Linked DNA regions of Homo sapiens: region 1 is linked to region 2. Evidence: chromatin loops called from intact Hi-C (ENCODE). Cell type or tissue: PC-9. All regions are shown on one strand. Each heading gives the region's core, and the rest is flanking DNA. Links, peaks and the distances in the headings are about the cores only. Region 1 overlaps KCNK1 (potassium two pore domain channel subfamily K member 1). Region 2 holds the start of LOC107985362 (a long non-coding RNA gene).

Evidence for each region. Hi-C counts contacts between places; a loop is a spot of excess contacts. Peaks named below come from ENCODE experiments on the same cell type or tissue, not always from the same donor. Only the 100,000 strongest peaks of a DNase experiment are listed, where the experiment ranks them.
Region 1: it touches region 2 in a loop (6-fold over the local background); 6 of 110 quality-filtered maps call a loop at or near these places.

The regions. Positions count from the first base shown.
Region 1 is chr1:233,649,441-233,658,709 of GRCh38, reverse strand. All of the region lies in intron 1 of KCNK1 (potassium two pore domain channel subfamily K member 1), which reads right to left. Among named protein-coding and RNA genes, the nearest start is that of MIR4427, 30 kb to the right of the region's middle. In PC-9, for the core only: no CTCF peak of the experiment used is centred there; DNase peaks (open chromatin) are centred at 1,819, 2,199, 3,329 and 3,869; H3K4me3 peaks cover 2,558 bases; H3K27ac peaks cover 6,057 bases.
Region 2 is chr1:233,703,576-233,712,844 of GRCh38, reverse strand. LOC107985362 (a long non-coding RNA gene) reads left to right here and starts at 5,329. Exons shown (of 3, transcript XR_007066945.1): 1 at 5,329-5,664. RefSeq lists an enhancer at 3,449-4,648. In PC-9, for the core only: no CTCF peak of the experiment used is centred there; DNase peaks (open chromatin) are centred at 5,124 and 8,144; H3K4me3 peaks cover 1,279 bases; H3K27ac peaks cover 4,466 bases.

The DNA.
Region 1 (9,269 bases), core at 484-8,483, 54 kb after region 2:
AACATGATATACAAGTTTGTAACCTAGAGCAATATGCTATAGCATTCAGCTTTGTACACTCTACGTTGTTCACACAATGACAAAAACACCTAAGGATGCATTTCTCAGAACGTATCCCTGTCGTTAGGTGACGCTTGACTGTAGTCTCATGTAGTCTCATTTTCTCTCTTGGCATCTAGGAGTTAGCATACAGTCTCTTATATAAGGAACTGTTTTTGTTAGATGATTCTTGCTTAATATGTAGGTTTTTCCTTTTAATCTACCTGCTTATTAATTATGTGTCCAAAATTATGCAATCAAAAAAATCGAATTTTCTAATTTTAAAGTAAGCAATTTGGCCAAATTAAAATTTCTATTATACATGCTTTCTTTTCTAAGCATTAAACATTTTCAGGGTTCATTCTCTATGATTTAAAAACACATATAATTATTTATTTTGCCCCTCAAACTAGTAAATGAATGATATCCAACTCTAATGGATCCCTGTTGTCCCATTTCTGTATGGTTTCTTTTCCCTAACACTGTTTACAATTTAACTTTGAAATGTGTTGAACCTTTCTTAGCTTGAGAATTTAAATTATGATTATTTGTCCTTATTTTTTCATATTTTTAGAACTGTTTTTCCATCCATTTTAAAAATACGAATCCCTGCCATGTCTTTTCACACCACCCTCTGCATACTCTCACAAATGAAGATCATCTCATCAGGCCTTGCTTCCTAAAACTGAAATTTCAAAAGAAACACGTATGTTACATACAATTATTCAAATTCTTTATACTCCTTTTCTCCATTCTCTCTAAGCTGGTGAGTACCTGGTTGACAGTCCAGCTTTTGATCAGTCACCTTCTGCTGTAGGAGGCTAAGTTTGTCAAAGTGATAAAAAAAAAAATTAACACTTTTAAGTTATAACTTAGTAAAATTTGCAGTAAGATATTAAATGCTATAGTAGGACAGCATAGGTAACAGACCAGGCTGTCTTTCTCTCTCTCTCTCTTTCTTTCTTTATTTCTCTTTCTTTCTTTTCTTTCTCTTTCTTTCTTTTCTTTCGTCTTTCCTTTTTCTTTTTTCTTTCTTTTCTTTTCTTTCTTTTTCTCTCTTTCTTTCTTTCTTATTTCTTTGGCTAATCATCATAATTACACAGTTCCTTATGAAAACAAATTCTGTAATAATCTCTTTATCATCTCAGATCCCTGCAGACAATATGGCTTGGCTTGTTCAACGGTACCATCTACTGCACACTGTGATTTGATGTCTTGCTAGGTTACTGCGGGCAGATCATGGTAGCACAGGAACATGACCCACTACTGGATATGGGTAATAACCACATATCCAGCTTTTACCACATATCCAATTTTAATACAGCTTTCCCCCAATTCCAATCAGTCACATTTCGAAAACATAAGAATCCTACCTAAGGCTTTTCCATCCCAAAATTTACTGACACTGCCTTGGCTGCGGGGGTTGTGGATGAAGGGGGACAAAAAGCGATGAGAAAGCAGCTCTCGTGAAAAGGTGGATTTGTCCCCCTCTCACCAAGCTAAATTAAACTCATCCTCACTCATCCTCACTGCCCATCCTCCCAGACACAAACCAAATGGGCTTCTTACTCAGTACTGGCCATCTCTCGGGCAAGATTTCCCTTTAATATTTTCTTACTAAATTACATGAACAGATTAATTAGAAAAGACTTAAAAAACAACAAGCTATCTAATTCTCTGACAGAGTATATTTACAATGTGTTATGACTAGGACCAAAAAAAGTAAATAAAAGAGACTTAAAACGAAGCTTTGGGCTGGGCATGGTGACTCACACCTGTAATCCCAGCACTTTGGGAGACTGAGGTGAGAGGATTGCTTGAGGCCAGGAGCTCAAGATCACCCTAGTCAACATAGTGAGCTCTGTCTATACAAAAACTAAATAAATTAGCTGGGCATGGTGGCATGTGCCAGTAGTCCCAGCTATTCGGGAGGCTGAGGTGGGAGGATCAATTGAGGCTGGGAGGTTGAGGCTGCAGTGAGCCATGATCATGCACCACTGCACTCCAGCCTAGACGACGAGAGACTCTGTCCCAAATTAAATAAATAAATAATAAAGAAATAAATAATTGAAGCTTTGTCACCCTTGTGTGAAAGCTGATCACATGAAATGAGTCATTCTTGTCATACCCAACAAAGAATCAATAAGCCAAGGGGAAAAAGCACTCAGGGTGAAGAACATTGCTCCAAAAAACATAATTTTCTGCAGGCCTGGCAGCTGACACTGCCTGCAGTAACCTGAAACCAGTTTTGTCTAACGACTACTGAGACGACCTGCTGCAACTCTCAGACTGGGTTTACGCACCACCCTCACTTATCAGTTGAAGCCTGCCAGCTCCTCAAAACCTTACTGGTGCCAATGAAACTTCTCAAAGAGCAATATGCAACATTTCTCCTTTTTATAAAACCTCTAACCTTCTCTTTGTTCTTCAGAGAGAGCATTTTCAGTTCACACCGGAGACTCTCTCTTCCAGGTTTGTAAACCAGTATTGCCAGTGAAACTCTCTTTTCTGTTATCTAGCCATCCTGATGGTCCTTTGGATGACACTTGTTTAATCCTGTAACCCATTTGAATGCAGAGGTGTCAACATTACAATTACTGATGGTCTCACAAAACTGTCGTTTCCTTCAGCATCCTTTCCTAGGGACTTGAAATCCACAAAAGTAGAATGCTTTACGATTAACTGAAAATGATGAGAAGCAACCACCAAGCATAAGTTAAAGAGCTGTCCAGTATGCCCTTGGCATTGGAGCCGTTTTTTTTTTTTCCCACTTTACCTCAGTTGCTCCTCATCCAAGGGTATCTTAGTCTGTTCAAGCTGCTACAAAAGAATACCACAGGCTTATAAACAACAGAAATGTATTTCTCACAGTTTTAGTGGCTGGGAAGTCTCTGATCAAGGCACCAGCAGATTCAGTGTCTGGTGAGGGCTGCTTCCTCATAGACTTCTCACTCTAATCTCACAAGGCAGAAGGAGGAAGGAGTCCCTCTTATGTCTCTTTTATAAAGGCACGAGTCTCATTCACGAGGCCTCCACCCTCATAACCTAATCACCTCCCAAAGGCTCTACCTCCTGATACCATCACCTTGAGAGGGTGGGGGTTAGGATTTCAACATATAAATTTGGGAGAGACACAAACACTCAGACCATAACATTCTACCCCTGGCATCCCAAAATTTCATGTCCTTCTCACACGCAAAATGCATTCAGTCCATTCCAATGGTTCCAAAAATCTTAACTCATTCCAGTATCTACTTGAAGGTCTGTAGTCCAAAGTCTCATTTAAACAGCACCTACATCATATATGGGTGAGACGCAAGGTATGATTCATTCTGAAGCAATTTCCCCTCCAGCTGTGAGCCTGTGAAATTAAACAAGTCAAGGGGCTTCCAAAATACAATGGTGGGACAGGCATAGAATAGACATTTCCATTTCAAAAGAAAGAAAAGAATAGAAAGAAAGAAAAGAAGAAAGGATAGGTCCCTAGCAAAGTCCAAAATTTTGTCTGGAGAATAATCTTCTTTGGCTCAATGCTCTGTCCCCCAGGCCCACTAGGGCTGTGGTCCTGCTTTCCCAACCCACGGGCGTGGTGGCCCTCCCCAAAGGTTGCTCTGTGCCCTTGTGGCTCCAAGAGCTAGAATCGTGTCTATGACTCTACAGGTCTGGGGCTGCTGGGGTGGTCCTACCACTCGGCTATCCTGGATGTTGCTCTAGTAAGGGCTCTCTGTGGAGGTCCCATGCTTGCCTGCTCAAGCTTTTGCACATTGGAGCTGTGATGGAGGTGGCAGCCCCAATTACTTCTGAATCACCTTGAGCAACAGGTTCCACTTGGTTGACTAATCTCCTTATCAGATGGTCATTTGGCCGCACCCTTGGTGTTCTTTCCCAATGTGCCTTCTCATTTATTTATTTATTCTTTTTTAAGAGATGGACTCTCACTATGTTACTCAGACAAGTCTCAAACTCCTGGGTTTAAGGGATCCTCCTGCCTCCACTTCTCTAACAGTTAGGACTACAGGCATGAACCACTGTACCCGTTATCTCATTCTTCATAATATGGCTAGGGTGAGAATTTTCCAAATCTTTAAGTGCTGCTTCTCTTTGATTAACAATTCTGTCTTTAAATCTTTTCTCTCTTTTCACATTTTAATGTAGGCTGTCAAGAGAAGCCAAGCCACAACTTTCACACTTTGCCTAGAAATTTCCTTATCCAAATATGTAATTTCAGTGTTCACCGCTCTACCTTCTGCAAAACACTAGAATACAGGCACAATTCAGCCAAGTTCTCTGACGCTTTTTAAAAAAATTTGTTTTCTTTTACTTTAAGTTCTGGGATATATGTGCTGAACGTGCAGGTTTGTTACACAGGTATACATGTGGTTTACTGCATCTATCAACCTGTCATCTAAGTTTTAAGCCCTGCATGCATTAGGTATTTGTCCTGATGCTCTCCCTTCCCTTTCCCCCCCACCCCGATGGCTTTTTCTCCATTGTCCAATAACATGGTCCTCATTTCCCTCTGAGACCTTATCAGACTGGCCTTTATTACCCATATTTCTGCCAACGTTCTGTTCATGATCACTTAGGTATTTTCTAGGAGGATTAAGGCTTTCTTTATAGCTCTCCTCTTTTCTTTCTGAGCCTTCACCAGAATCACCTTTAAAGGTCAATTCACAGCAATGTAGGCTTTTTCTAGTGTGCACCTCCGAACTCTTTCCAGTTTCTACCCATTACCCATTTCCAAAGCCACTTCCACATTCGTTAGAAGCACTCCCACTTCTTGGTATCAATCTTTATATTTGTCAGGACTCTCTGAAGAAACAGAAGCAATAGGATATATATAGATATATAAGAAGAGATTTATTATGGGAATTGGCTTATCCAATTACGGAAGCCAGCAAGTCCCTTGGCATGCCGTCTGCAAGCAGAAGAACCAGGAAAGCCGGTGGTACCATTCTGCCCAAGTTTGAAGGCCTGAGAACCATGGAGGCCAATGACATAACTCCCAGTCCAAGGTCAGGAGAAGAGAGAAGTCTCAACTCAACAAAAGACAAATAGCCCTTTCTCTCCCTTTTTGTTCTATTCAGGCCCTTCATGAATTAGATAACGCCTACCCACCTTGGTGAGGATGGATCTTCTCTACTCAGTCTACTGATTCAAATGCTAATCTCTTCCAGAAACACCCTCACAGATGCACCCAGATGTAATGTTTTACCAGCTACCTGGGCATCCTCTAGCCCAGTCAAATTGACACAACAATTAACCATCAGTCAGGGAAGAGGTTTCAAAATGTAAGTTTTATTATTATTCAGGTATAGTGAGGCCAACAGACCAGGGGATATCTGTAATTGAAAAGACAGCTTGTTCAGGTTTCAAAAGTGGGGCATGCCATGCCATGCTGTGGGGGCACCTAGGGAAACATCAGTTGGTCAGGACACAAAGGAATCAAGGGGGGAACTTTACTGTGGTTTCTGCAGGAATAAATGGGTGAAGCAGCATAAGCAGGTTTAGGGTTAGCTAGTTTGAATCATTTCAGCAAGCTTTGGAATATAGGAGTTGTCCCAGTTGTCTGGTACCAGGCTCTGGGGTGACTGAGGCAGAGAATTAGTGGCTCAGAAGGTGAAAGCCTGATAAAGAAGGTGGCTGGGGGATGGGGCTCCAGAGTGTTCAGTTTGCATAGGAAAGGCATGCTCACAGGTGAGTCCTTTACTGTCCTTAGGAATTGGCCAGCCCTGGGAAGGGCAGTTCCTTCAGTGTCAGCAAAACCCAAGATGTCAAAGCATCAGAATAAAAAGATAATACAGAAGGAGTGTGTGACCAGAGCCAAGCTCTGCAAAGGCATGTCCACCAGCATGGCCTAGAAACAGTCCCAACCCAACCCTGAGGAGCTTGTTCTAGTAACCAAACCAGGAAGCATCCAGTGTACTGGATAGTTACAGGGGAGACGTGCTTGAAAGCATTTAGGAAAAAGTCAGGGAATGTGGTCTATGGATAGTTATGGCATGAACAGCATGAGCTCCTGAAACCTTTAAATCACCCCCATGTTTGTTACTTGTTAACTCTTGTTCCCCCTCACTCCAGACCTGTGAAGAGCATTCCAATGAAAAAATGAAAGGAAAGCATTCGGTATGTTATGCTTTAAAGGCATAACCTCCTTTAATCTTCACAGCAGCTCTTTCAGATAAGTATGCATATCCCTATTTTACAGATAAAGAGACTAGGGGGTTAAATAGTTTTCCAAAGATCTGAAAGCAGATGCATGATGGGGGCAGGATTTGAACCATGGGTTTATCAATCTATTATGTCTGGCCTCAGGGGTAGCGGTAAGGAAGAACAAGGAAAAATCAAAGAGGGGTGATGGCCAATGTAGAAAACAAAAGCTGGAGAAAGAAATCCCTGGATGTTTCCAGAATTTACTCTGAGATAGAATGGACCTAAGACAACAACCAAAGATCTAACCCACCCAAGCAGGAGCTCCCAGGAAAAACAGGTCTCAGCCCCCATGATCCCATGGCCTTCAGTAAGAATTAGGCTACAGCTTCAGAACACTTGTCCAGTCCTTCCTGGATCTGAGCCTGATTGTTGCTTGGCCCTGTTTGCTTTTAACTCATGGTGGCCTCTGCCTTGGGGTTACTCTCAGGTAAAGGCTACCTTTGTTGCCTCATCACCTTTGTTCACCTTTGGTCTAATCTAAATGAAATGTCCAGGTCATCCCTTGTCTTCCTGTTCCCAATTCCATGAGAATAGGAATAAGAGGGTTTATACAACCTCATGTGAATGTAATCCACATAAACGTCTTGTAGGAGACAGCAGCCTGCCAGAGATGAGGCAATGCCATCAACGTGTCCTGGCGTTCTCACACCAGCTCCTGCTGCCATGCATTTGACAGCACCTACCTCCACTTCTGTGTAGGAGTCAGCACACTGCACACGTCCTGCTCCCATCTGCCTGTCTATCAAACACAGACCCACCTTTCTATCTGGGACATTCGAAGAGAGAGTTAGAAACCTGACCCTGATTATTGCATAAAACAGAATAGCAAAGGGAGAATCATATACTATGTTCTAGTATGCCCCTTTTTCTTTCTTTTTGATATTTTCCCCTCTCACTTTCTTTACCATTTCTTAGAAATTTTAACAACAGGACAACAGAGTGAAGATAAGATAAAGAAGCTAACAGAGAGGATAAATCTAGTTTTTCCTAAAGCCTCAATATTTTAAACGAGGTTGCAAATCTATTAACCAAAGTGGTATTTCTTCCACATGCCACCTCCTCTGGGTTTGCTTTCAGGTTTGACATAATTATCCTGCAGCCATCACTACCCTTAGGTTTAAAAGTTATTATACTGTAAAGCCTTTTCAGTAATGCACTTTTAGAATGAGGTTTTTAAATTCGTGCTGTAGGCATTTTTCCCTGGGGCATAGATGCTGTGCAGGCAACTCAGGATTTAGATTTCTTTTCCTTCAAGAACAGTTGGGCACACTTTACCCAATGGAAGACAGATTGCAGAGGTAATGGGGGCAAACGCTGGATGACAAGAAGACGCACCGTTTACTTGATGCTGAATTTCCACACTCCAAACCTGCAAGTAATGAATATAGCTCTTGCTTGGTCCCAAAGCTTAACTGAGACTAGAAAGCAAAGTAGTCCTAAATTCTCGTATTATGTAAAGGGATGCGGGAACCCTGGATGCTCTGTAGAATCAAACCCAACCTCTGAGCCTCCATCCACAGGAACTCAGAGCAGCCACCTGCTAAGGCTTCTGGTGCCCCCGGGAGGGAAACGTGGCGTCCATTTTGCCCTGGTGGGAATCTCTGTATCTTTTGGAGGAAGACACTCTTGAAATGAAGTCAACAGTTTTTTTTTTTTTTTCTATTGTTCGAAAGACTTTATTTAGGGGAACGGGCTGAGGAATCACATTTGCTAAATTTGAATCCTGGTTCTGCTTCTTATTAGCTATGTCTCCCTGAAAAATTTGATGCCTTAGTTTCCTCATCTGTCAAATGTGAAGACTATTTCCTATCTCATGCAGGTGTTATGAGGGTTAAATGAAACAATCCATGTAAAACATTTAGTACAGACGCTGCACATAGGAAGTACCATGAAGTTAAACTCTTCTATTGCTGTGGAAAGAAAAAACTAATTGAATTATCTCCACAATAGGCACACCCTTTCATATTGGCCACACTCTTCCTAGCTATACTAGTTACAAATGAACTATATGCTCCCCTCTGTTCTCTGCACACGTTTTAATATTCCCCAAGTCCTTTAAGAGACCTTCTCCCACACTAACAGATGTTATTAAAGTGGTCCCTGACAGTAATTAAAGACTTAACAACAGTGCTTGGGAACGAATCTGATATAGAGGAACTGTGTGGCCACTCTGTAGTTTAGAATGACTACAATGACTCCCCAACAGAAAAATCCAAATGCGCTCTCTCAAATTCTTACTCCCCTCATTGCAAACTGACCCACTATGATAGCTGCTCACCAAGATCACATTCTTATCAGTAGATGCTGGTAAATTCTAATGATTAAAGGTTGGTGAGAACTGTAGGTCTCCTCTCCTAAAAGTTCTCTTCTAGGTGGCATATTACAAGGACAAGAAAGTGTCACATCACCTGGTGTACTCTCAGGGAAGTTCAAGCTCTCTCCTTTAGGCACTTGAAAGGCTCTCACAGCCAGATTCAACAATCTTCTAACCAAATCAGGAGATAAAACCCTCAGGACCCATCATTTAGTGGCAGAACACAGAAGAGGATGGTGTTCTAGACCTAGAATCCTGTTCTTAAAGATATCCATTTGCTGGGTGCCCAAAGATTTCATTCCCTGCTACAGTCTGAATGTTTGTGTTCCCCCAACTTCCAGATTCATATGTTAAAGCCTAATCCCCAATGCAATAGTATTAAAAGGTAGGGCCTTTGGGAGGTGATTAGGTCATAAGGATTCTGCCCTCATGAATGAGATTAGTGCCCTTATATCAGAGGGCAGAGGGAGCCTATTTGCCCCTTCCACCACATGAGGATGCAACAAGGCACCAGCAGAGAGCAAGCCCTTATCAGACACCAAAGCTTCTAGTACCTTGATCTTGGACTTCCCAGCCTCCAGAACCAGAAGAAACAAATGTATTCTTTATAAATTACTCAGTCTAAGGTAATTTGTTATAGCAATCCAAAGGGATTAAGACATATTTCTTCATGCAAGAGTAGAGGAAAAATATCTCCAGTCTA
Region 2 (9,269 bases), core at 419-8,418:
AAGAAAAGAGAGAATTTACCCTTTCTCCACCTTTTTGTTTATCTGGGCACTCAGTGGATTGTGCTCACTGACTCTGGGCAGTGAGGAGGATCTTCTTTATTCAGTCTATTGATTCAAATGCTTATTTTGAAACGCCTTCCAGAAATACCCTTGCAGACACACCCAGAAATAATGTTTCACTAGCTATCTGGGCATCCTTTAATTCCATCAAGTTGACACATAAAATTAACGATCACAGTCAGAAAGAAGATTCACTCTACCTTTATATATCCCTGCTGTGGAGGTGAACATAACAAGCTTTCAGAGCCTGATGACATTGAATATTCATATTACATAAATAACATCCCTTGTTTTCCTTCTTTTCTCCCTAAGCCATCCACTGATTATTCAAGTTCTATTGACATTAAGGCAAATTTTAATATTCTTTAAAATACTATTGTGTTCTGTTGGAAATGAAACACTCTACAGCCTTACATGAAAGTGGAGTCACAAAATTGAATGAGCCTAGATCTTGAATCACTATGTGAAAAGCCACCCACTCAACACACATTGGACTGCTACATCTTAAACTTCTACTGTATAAACCTCTGGATTTTTAGATTTATTGGCACAGAAGCTTTCATTACCTTAACTAATACAGGGCCCTAGCAAATCCCTCATCTTCTTAAACTTAATGACTTTTTACTTCTCTTTTCTGCTTCTGATAATTGTGGTGGGAAGATTTATAATCCCAGAAGAATAGAAAAGAATTATATTATTTCAAATGACACTGTTACAATGCAAATACTATGAATGTGGATCTACTGAGTGTACCACAGCACCTCTCTCCAGCATACTGTATGCTCAGCCAGCATCTGGAAACTAATGCTCTCTCAAAATTGGCCTATTACGTTTGAAAGTGCATTGACATATACAAGCCAAAAAATGTTTATGATGGAAAATTTCATCCTATATAATTTCCTTCACAAATCAAGGGTAATTTCTAAGATCACATAGGTATAGGATTTATAGATTTTATTTTGCTGGTAGCATAGGAATTACTAAGTAAATGATAGACTTTCTGTTTAATACAGTCCATTCCATGAAAATAACAGAGCGTAGCCTCTGCAGAGGAATTTAGATATAATAGGAGATAATGAACTATTATGTAATCTGTGCAATGAATTAAAATGAGTGCAATCAAGTATAATTTTGATGCCTTGAGAAAAAAGGTATTTGGTAACCAAAACGGTTAATAATGCTTCTTAAGGAAAAGCTCCTTAAAAATAAGCTTCCAAGTGCTTCAACAAAGCAAAATGACAACATATTGTGAATAATAGATTATTGCTGGGACAAATATGAAAATGAAGAACATCAGGATAGCATGATTGGCAACCAGCTTGTTTTTCTCTGTCTTCCTTGAGCATTTACAAGAGCAGAGATCTGGTGTGTTGGAACATCAGCTGGAAGGTGTAGAGGACTGTGTCCAAGGACAAGGGCTCTGGAGGCAGACAACCTTGGTTTCCATCACTCCCTGGTTACATATCATTGAGAAATTGACTTTTCTCTGTGCTAAACTTCATTTTTTCTCTCTATAAAATGAGAACATAAGGGTGTCTATTTTTTAGATCTGTTGTGAAATGTAAGACAAAATTACAAAAGAAATTCCACAGCAAATTACCTACCCAAAACTAAGCACTCACTAACCTTAGCTAGATGTACATTCAGAAAAAGACTAATACAAATACAAATAATAGAGAGTTGTCATGTCCTGAGATCCATCACAATGAGCCAACACTAGGTTAATCTGAGTACTGAAGATGATGGAGACTTTTTAATATTTCAAAGCACTTTTCACACTCTTTCATTTTGTTCCTCAGTTTTCACTGTACAACCCCCCCCCCTTTCTTATGAATGACAAAACTAAGGCATAGGCAAATTAAGTAAATTATATAGATTACATGCCTTGTTAATAGCAAAAGACTAGAATCTAGGTCTACTAGTTCCCATTATACTTTTTAACACTAACAGGAAGCATAATTTTGTGTAGTTAGCCTCACAGAGATTGTGTTATTGCAGAACTGTAATAAAGCACCCATATTAAATACCCCAGAAAGAAGAGAGTTTACATACACAGGATTTTGGGGTCTGTGCTGGAGATGGAATGTAGGTAAATGGCCCCAGTGTCCAGAGTTTTTACTGGGGTTTCATTACTGAGGCAGGAATGATTAAATCAATCAAGCTGGTCCAAAGTGTCAATCTTCTAATAACGTGGCTGATCTTTCTGGGGACCAGCCCCCATCCTGAAGCAATGTAGGGGGCCCATCAGGAGTTTCTTCCATAGCATAGTAAGAGCACTCCTGTCAGTCAGGAAAGCTCTAGGGTTTTTGAAGCTCAAGTTGATAACCAGCCACAAAGACCAGATATATTTTTTGTTATACCACACGGTATTTCTTTGAAAAACCCAAGCCACCACCTCAAGTACTTGGGAGGGAATTTATTACTGATTAAACCAAAGAAATACCCAATCCCCTGATATGGCTTTTAACAACTTCTTTTGACATTTGTCACTCATACAGTTTGTACTGATTTCAGAGGTGGAATGGTATTTTAGAGGCCCATCTGAGCCCCTGAGATAAGCTCTCATCAACAACTCTCTCTCTCGAGGGCTGGACAATGGGTCTTCTTAGAGACAGCTTTCCATTGGGCAGCCTTATCAAGTAGTCCCAAAGTGTAATACACCATCATGGATACATTTTACTCTATAATTCTTGCCTATGTTTACCAGGTTTTCAATGATGAACACAAGTGACTTGTTAACAGGAAATATTTTTTTAAAAAAAAGGAGTAGCAGCCTAATTATGGTATATCCATACAATGACACTATGCAGCAATTATGAAGAATGGAAAGAAGTCCAAAATATAGATTTAGATAAAAACATCAATGCTATATAGAATCATTATTAAATTTAAAATATGTATCTACCCTTACATATACATACACATATATATCTAACCATAATATAGCTTTAGATAAAAACATCAGTGCTATATAATCATTAACTTTAAAATATATATCTACCCTTATATGTACACACATACATAAATGTACCCTTACATATACATATAAACACACAAATATGTATCTCTATCCTTACATTATACATATATGTACATATACATACATACATATTTAACATATACATATTAAAAGTATGTATATGTATACATATATTCTTATATATACATATACACATATGTATGTATATGTAATAGGTATATATACACACATATATGTATAATATGTTAGGATATATATATATTTTAAAGTTAATAATGGTTATCTCTGGTAAGTGATATTGGGAGAGTCAGGAAACATGGAGGAAAATTGGCTTCTTCCCACTGGATACTCTTCTATAGGTTTAGTTTTTAATATATAGGTAAATGCAAATATGCCTTATTGTCATATTTTCTTCTTTATCTTTTTTTTGAGATAGGGTCTTATTCTGTCACCCACACTAGTGTGCAGTGGCTCGATCATGGCTCACTGCGTCCTTGAACTCCTGGCCTCAAGCAATCCTCCCACCTCAGCCTCCCAAAGAACTGGGATTACAGATGTAAGCCACTGTGAACAGCCTGTGCCAAGTTTTCTCTTTGTCAATGGCAGGGGGTAGCCACAATTAAGAAGTGGAAAAAAGGTATCTTCCCTACTTAGAGGAACTTACAAGCACTTAGTAAAGTCATATTTTGTAATAAAAAGCAAGATAGAAAAAAGAAGCAAGGAAGAGAGGACAGGAAAAGGAGAGGAATGGAGGGAAGGAGAAAGAGAAGGGGCAGGCATGAGTTCCATGACTGTGTACCGCATGTTGTGTAGAATGTGACAAATAACAACTATAACTAGTTCCTTTATAGAAACATAGCAAACTCAGTCATCATCCCTGACGTTATCATTATGTAGGTATCTAAGGTAGGTTTTCGCAAAAACTGTTCTTTTCTCTCTCTCTCTCTTTTTTAAATACAGGATCTTCCTTTGTTGCCCAGGCTGGAATGCAGTGGCATGAACTCAGTTAGTGGAAGCTTCTACCTCCCAGGCTTAAGTGATCCTCCTTCCACAGCCTCCCAAATAGCTGAGACTACAGGCGTATGCCACCATGCCTGATTAATATTGTTTATTTCTTGTAGAGACAGAGTCTCCCCATGTTGTCCAGGCTGATCTGAAACTGCTGGGCTCAACTGATCCTCCTGACTCAGCCTCCCAAAATGCTGGGATTACAGGCATGAGCCAACATGCCCGGCCAGCCACTGTTTTTGTAGTCAGGAGATTGCCACCATAAATTGTGTAGCCAAGGTGACAAAGAAGTTATTAATAATTTTATGACACATTTCCCTTTCCTTCTATGCCCCTTCTAAGATGTTTAAATTTATTAGCATAGTAATATGGATTTAATGACAACACAATGGAGAAATCTGGAATTGCAGAATGAATGGTGATGTTTCACTGCTTTCTGTACAGATAATTTTATCTTCATTAAAAGCTAGTGATTTAGGGGTACTCTTAAGATTATAAGCCTCCTTTTATAGAGCTTTGGAACAAACAAATGTTCTTAATAAAGAGCAGGAAGTGAGGAGGGGCTGGACTCAGAGGGGTGAGCTGTTAGGAGGCATTGTCTAGTCTCGGGACAGCAGGCAGAGTAATTGCTAACTGAAGGAAACTTCCAAGGATAACTCTGGGAGTCCTCATCTGGGCTGAAGACAGGACTACTACCAGAGGGGCAGTGGGATCAATGGGACTCCAAGCGAGTGCATGTCACAGAAGCCCTGGCCCTGGTCTCCCAAGGCAGGGATGCCTGAGTTCTACTTGTCATGTGTCTCTCTGGCTGACCACAGCTGGCTGTCAGGCCCAGCAAACATCTCTGCAGCTCTTTCCGGGGCAAAACGTCTCCCCTTCCAGACATCCAACTTCTTAATTCTCCTGACCTTAGAGCCCATCTTAAAACAAAATGAAAAACAAACCAGGGGATCAAGTTGCTGGATGACTCATTGCAGAGTTTCTCCTTCTTTCCCAATTACACAGGGTGTCTAAGATTAGATTAGCCAAGGCCAACAGTGCAGACTATTGTGCACCTGGCTAGCAGAGTCTTCCTTAGGCATTAAAGTAAAAACACTTGATCACATAACACCACCTGCCAACATTCAGCCTCCTCTGCCCATCAGCCTTGCTGACACAGGGAGTGGAGATTTGTGTAGAGAAATGACTCATTCAAATATGACTTAATCTAAACCGTAAGTGTATGATTTATTAATGTGCCACCAGGCCTTACACCAAGAGAGCCATTCCAGAGAAAAGTCCTTTTTCTCCTGAGAACAGTGCCAGCAGCTGGCTTCGTGACATTCTGGAAGCCCCGTGCAATGCTGTCAGGAGCATAGGGATTTTACTTTATCTCCCTTGCTTATGCTCCACATAACTGAAATATCTCACTGGAAGCTGCAGCAGTGCTGGCCCCTTGCACAGCCATATGTGACCACTGCAGAACAATCAGTTGGAGAGACAGTTTGGACTACATGGAGGGTGGAGATAAGGACAAAGTGAAGAATACACAGGAACCAGTGCCTCCTCCTGGAACTATGCAACTCCAAGCTGCTTCCATCAGCTGCTAGGTCCAGTAGGGAGGGACCTACTGAGAGGTGATTGGATTATGGGGGCGGTTTCCCCCATGCTGTTCTCATGATCGTGAGTGAGTTCTCATTTGATCTGATGGTTTCACGAAAGGCTCTTTCTCCTTTGCTTTCTCTTCTCTCTCCTGCTGCTATGTGAAGAAGGTGCCTGCTTCCCTTTCCGCTGTGATTGTAAGTTTCCTGAGGCCTCCTCAGCCATGTGGAACTGTGAGTCAATGAAACCTGTTTCCTTTATAAATTACTCAGTCTCTGGTATTCCTTTATAGCAGTGTGAAAATGGACTAATATACTTGCCCTTCATCCCAACGATGGATTTAAGACTAGAGACATTTCAAATAGTAGGTTTTTTGCCAAATGCCTTTCGCTGTAGAAATTCTATACATGGCCTTTGTCTGTTACACTGGAAGTCCTGCCACTTCTTAGATGGTGGAGATTAAAACAGCGATTTCTTGTGGTGGTGGCGGGGCTGGGGTTGGGAACATTGAGGATAAGGTGGGAGCTGCCCATCTCAGACACTACTGAGATAGTGGGATGGGCCACATAAATGTCTATGGAAGAGATGCCTTTGCCATACAATTCCTTCAACAAATACTCATTGATCACACACCATATCTGGGGGTGTAGCTGAGAACAAAACAAAGCTCCTGTTTTGAGGAGCTTTAGGCTGTAGAGAAAACAGAAAATAAACAAGCAAGCAAATGGATGTTTTTAAGTGGCAAAAGTGCTATAAAGGAAACAAGTAGTGGGATGAGATGAGGGGAGGAGAACTTCAGGTAAGGTGGCATCAGAGCAGGAAGCTGAACTGAGGGTGAGTGAGCTGAGCTCAACAGAAAGGACTGTTGGACTGAGCCAGCCACATGGAGATCTGGAGAAGGGAAGAGGGCACTACCATTTTGTTTTTGTTTTTTATTGGATTTAAGACGTCACTATTGTACCTCTAAAAGAAAAAAAAAAACTGTAATTATAATTGTAAATTACAAAATTGATTGTAAAACACATTTTGATAACAATGAATTAAAATATGTTAAATTACATGCCTTAGCATCAATATATTAGTTCAAAAGCCCAGAAGTGTTAAACAAGCTTAGTGCTTATCTAAGCAACTGAAAAGAATCTGATATGTTTATAGTTGGTGAATGACAGAGAAAAAGATATGAGGTTTCAGGGGGGCAAAAGGATAAATCTTGAGGTCTTAGTTTAATTAAAAACGGGTGATGATACCATTTACTGAGATAGGAGAGATTTCAGGTTGCCAAGATGTCAATTTCAGACATATTTTATATATGTTAAGTGACAATTAAGAGAAGGAGGGTTAAAAGGAGACTTAAGATTCAGTGAAAACTCAAGGTTTATGAAGACTTTTGCTCCATATCCATCAGGAAACCAGAAATCCCTGAAATTAATAGCTGAATAAATAGAATAAGGTCAACATTATTTTTAACACATATTTTTATGTCATATGCATACTATGTCACCATAATCAGTAAACTGTTAAAGTGCCAGAAAATGCTTCTACATCATTTTCATTCTGACAGGAAGTAGATAGAAATGGCATGTATCTACGAAGCCAAGTTCTTTCAAAATTTACAGCTTAATTTCTCCAATTGTTTAGAGTGATAAATTTTTCACTGAGGCCATTGACCAGCACAATAATTGTGTCTACACAGCATGTTTATATCAAATACCATTGCATCTGTTATGTCCTGTTCATGCTGTGACCTTCCCAGAAGGCAGTTAGGGATTGAAACTAGTACGCACAATAGTGTAGATCAGAAAACTGATGTCAGGCTCTAGTGACATGTGTAGGTACTGGCAGAACTGGAATTAGAACCAGATTTCTACAGTTGCACCCCTGGTTCTTTGCTCCAAATGCTAAAGCCCTTGGTTATTTGATTTTCCTGTTGTCTTTATCCTATCCCCAGGCTCTATTTGGGTTTCTGTAGTGAAATTAAGGATAACCTCATCTGCATGCTGTACTTTCTTAAATAGATTTTTCTAATCTCCCATACTCCCACAACCATAAATGACAAAATACAAGCATGCTTAGGATCATTGTGCCCCACAATAAAAAAAGCTGTTGCTATGTTTTGGAAACAGATCAATCTTGGTATTTAAGTGTTGTTTGAACAAAGATTAACTGAGCCTGTTCTCCTCCCCCAGGTACTCAGACCCAGAACATACTGTTTTCACTCCAAGAGTCTGAATGTCTCTTTTCTGAGAAAGATGAAGAAAAAGTACTTTTTTCATGAATTTAATACTCATTAAAGTCAATAGTCGGAAAGCCTGGCTAATTAGCAGACTTCTTCAGAGGACTTTAAATAATATAGTTACTGTATTTTTATTATATTGAAATCTCCAAATATATAAAGTTAGAATCTTCAAGGTGGGAGGAAGAGGAGAAATTGGATTTCTCTAAGCTCCCTAGTGATTCTGATGATGACTCATTTGGGGAAGTGCAGCATTGAATGGCCCTTCTAAAATGAGGACAGCTATTTTTTGGACTAAGCACCCCTCCCGACTCTCCCCATTCCTCATCCTCTCAGAGACTTCTCTCTCTCAGATTGCCCCATCTGTCTCATGTATTATAATCACTTCCCCTCTACTGGTTTCTTCTCATACGTTTAACTTGTTCAAGTGCCTTCCATCTTTAAAAACAGTCAAGGCACAGCCCTTGATTTAACCATAGGAAGCCCGCTCCCCACCACCCTGCCATCAGCTCTCTTCTTCCTGTGTAGTGAGCACTGCTTCTTTGAGCTTCTGAAAGCTGTAGTCACTGCCTCTTGCTGGTAACTGAAAGCACATTTCTAAGTTCGCATATTCCCTGACTTCTTGACAGCACTCATGACTCGCCATCTCCTTTTCTGGAACACTGTTTGCTTGGCTTTCACAATATCATGCTTTTCTAGTTCTTTTTCCTGTTTTGGACACTGCTTTACAGAGAATTAACATTCCTCTTTTTCCCGCTGACCCTGAATCAAGAAAGAATCATGTTTCTTTCTTTATTTTTTATATCTTAACTTTTGAGGGGTAGATTTTCAAGCATACATAAAAGTGAAGAGAACAGGATAATGAACTAGGTGTACACATGACTGCATCTTATCAGTGCAATACACACTCATATTACTTTTTCTATACTTCATCCATTTTCTCCCTGCTCCCTGACTTGGATCAAATCCCAGACATTACATTATTTAACCTGCAAATATTTCATCATATATATGTGGGAATATATAGATCTCTATCACTATATATAGTGAGAATTTCTTTCAAAGAAAAGATAATCACAATATTATAATCTCATCAAATGTAGTTGTTATAATTCCTTAATGTCAGTCTAATAACAATCCTGTTTTCACAATTTCTTCTCTTGTAGATTTTTAAAAATTAATTTTGTTGAATTGAAATCTAAATAAGATACAGAGATAAAGATTCATTGACATGTCCCTTAAGTATTTTAGTTTATAGGCTGTCCTACTATATTCCCTGCCTCTTCTTGCATTTTATCTTGATTCAGTTGAAAACTCTGGGTCATTTGTCTTATAAAGTTCATGGGGTCTGCAATTTGGTGAAGGTGTCCTTTTGGCATTATTTAACATGCGTCTCTGTTCCTTGTA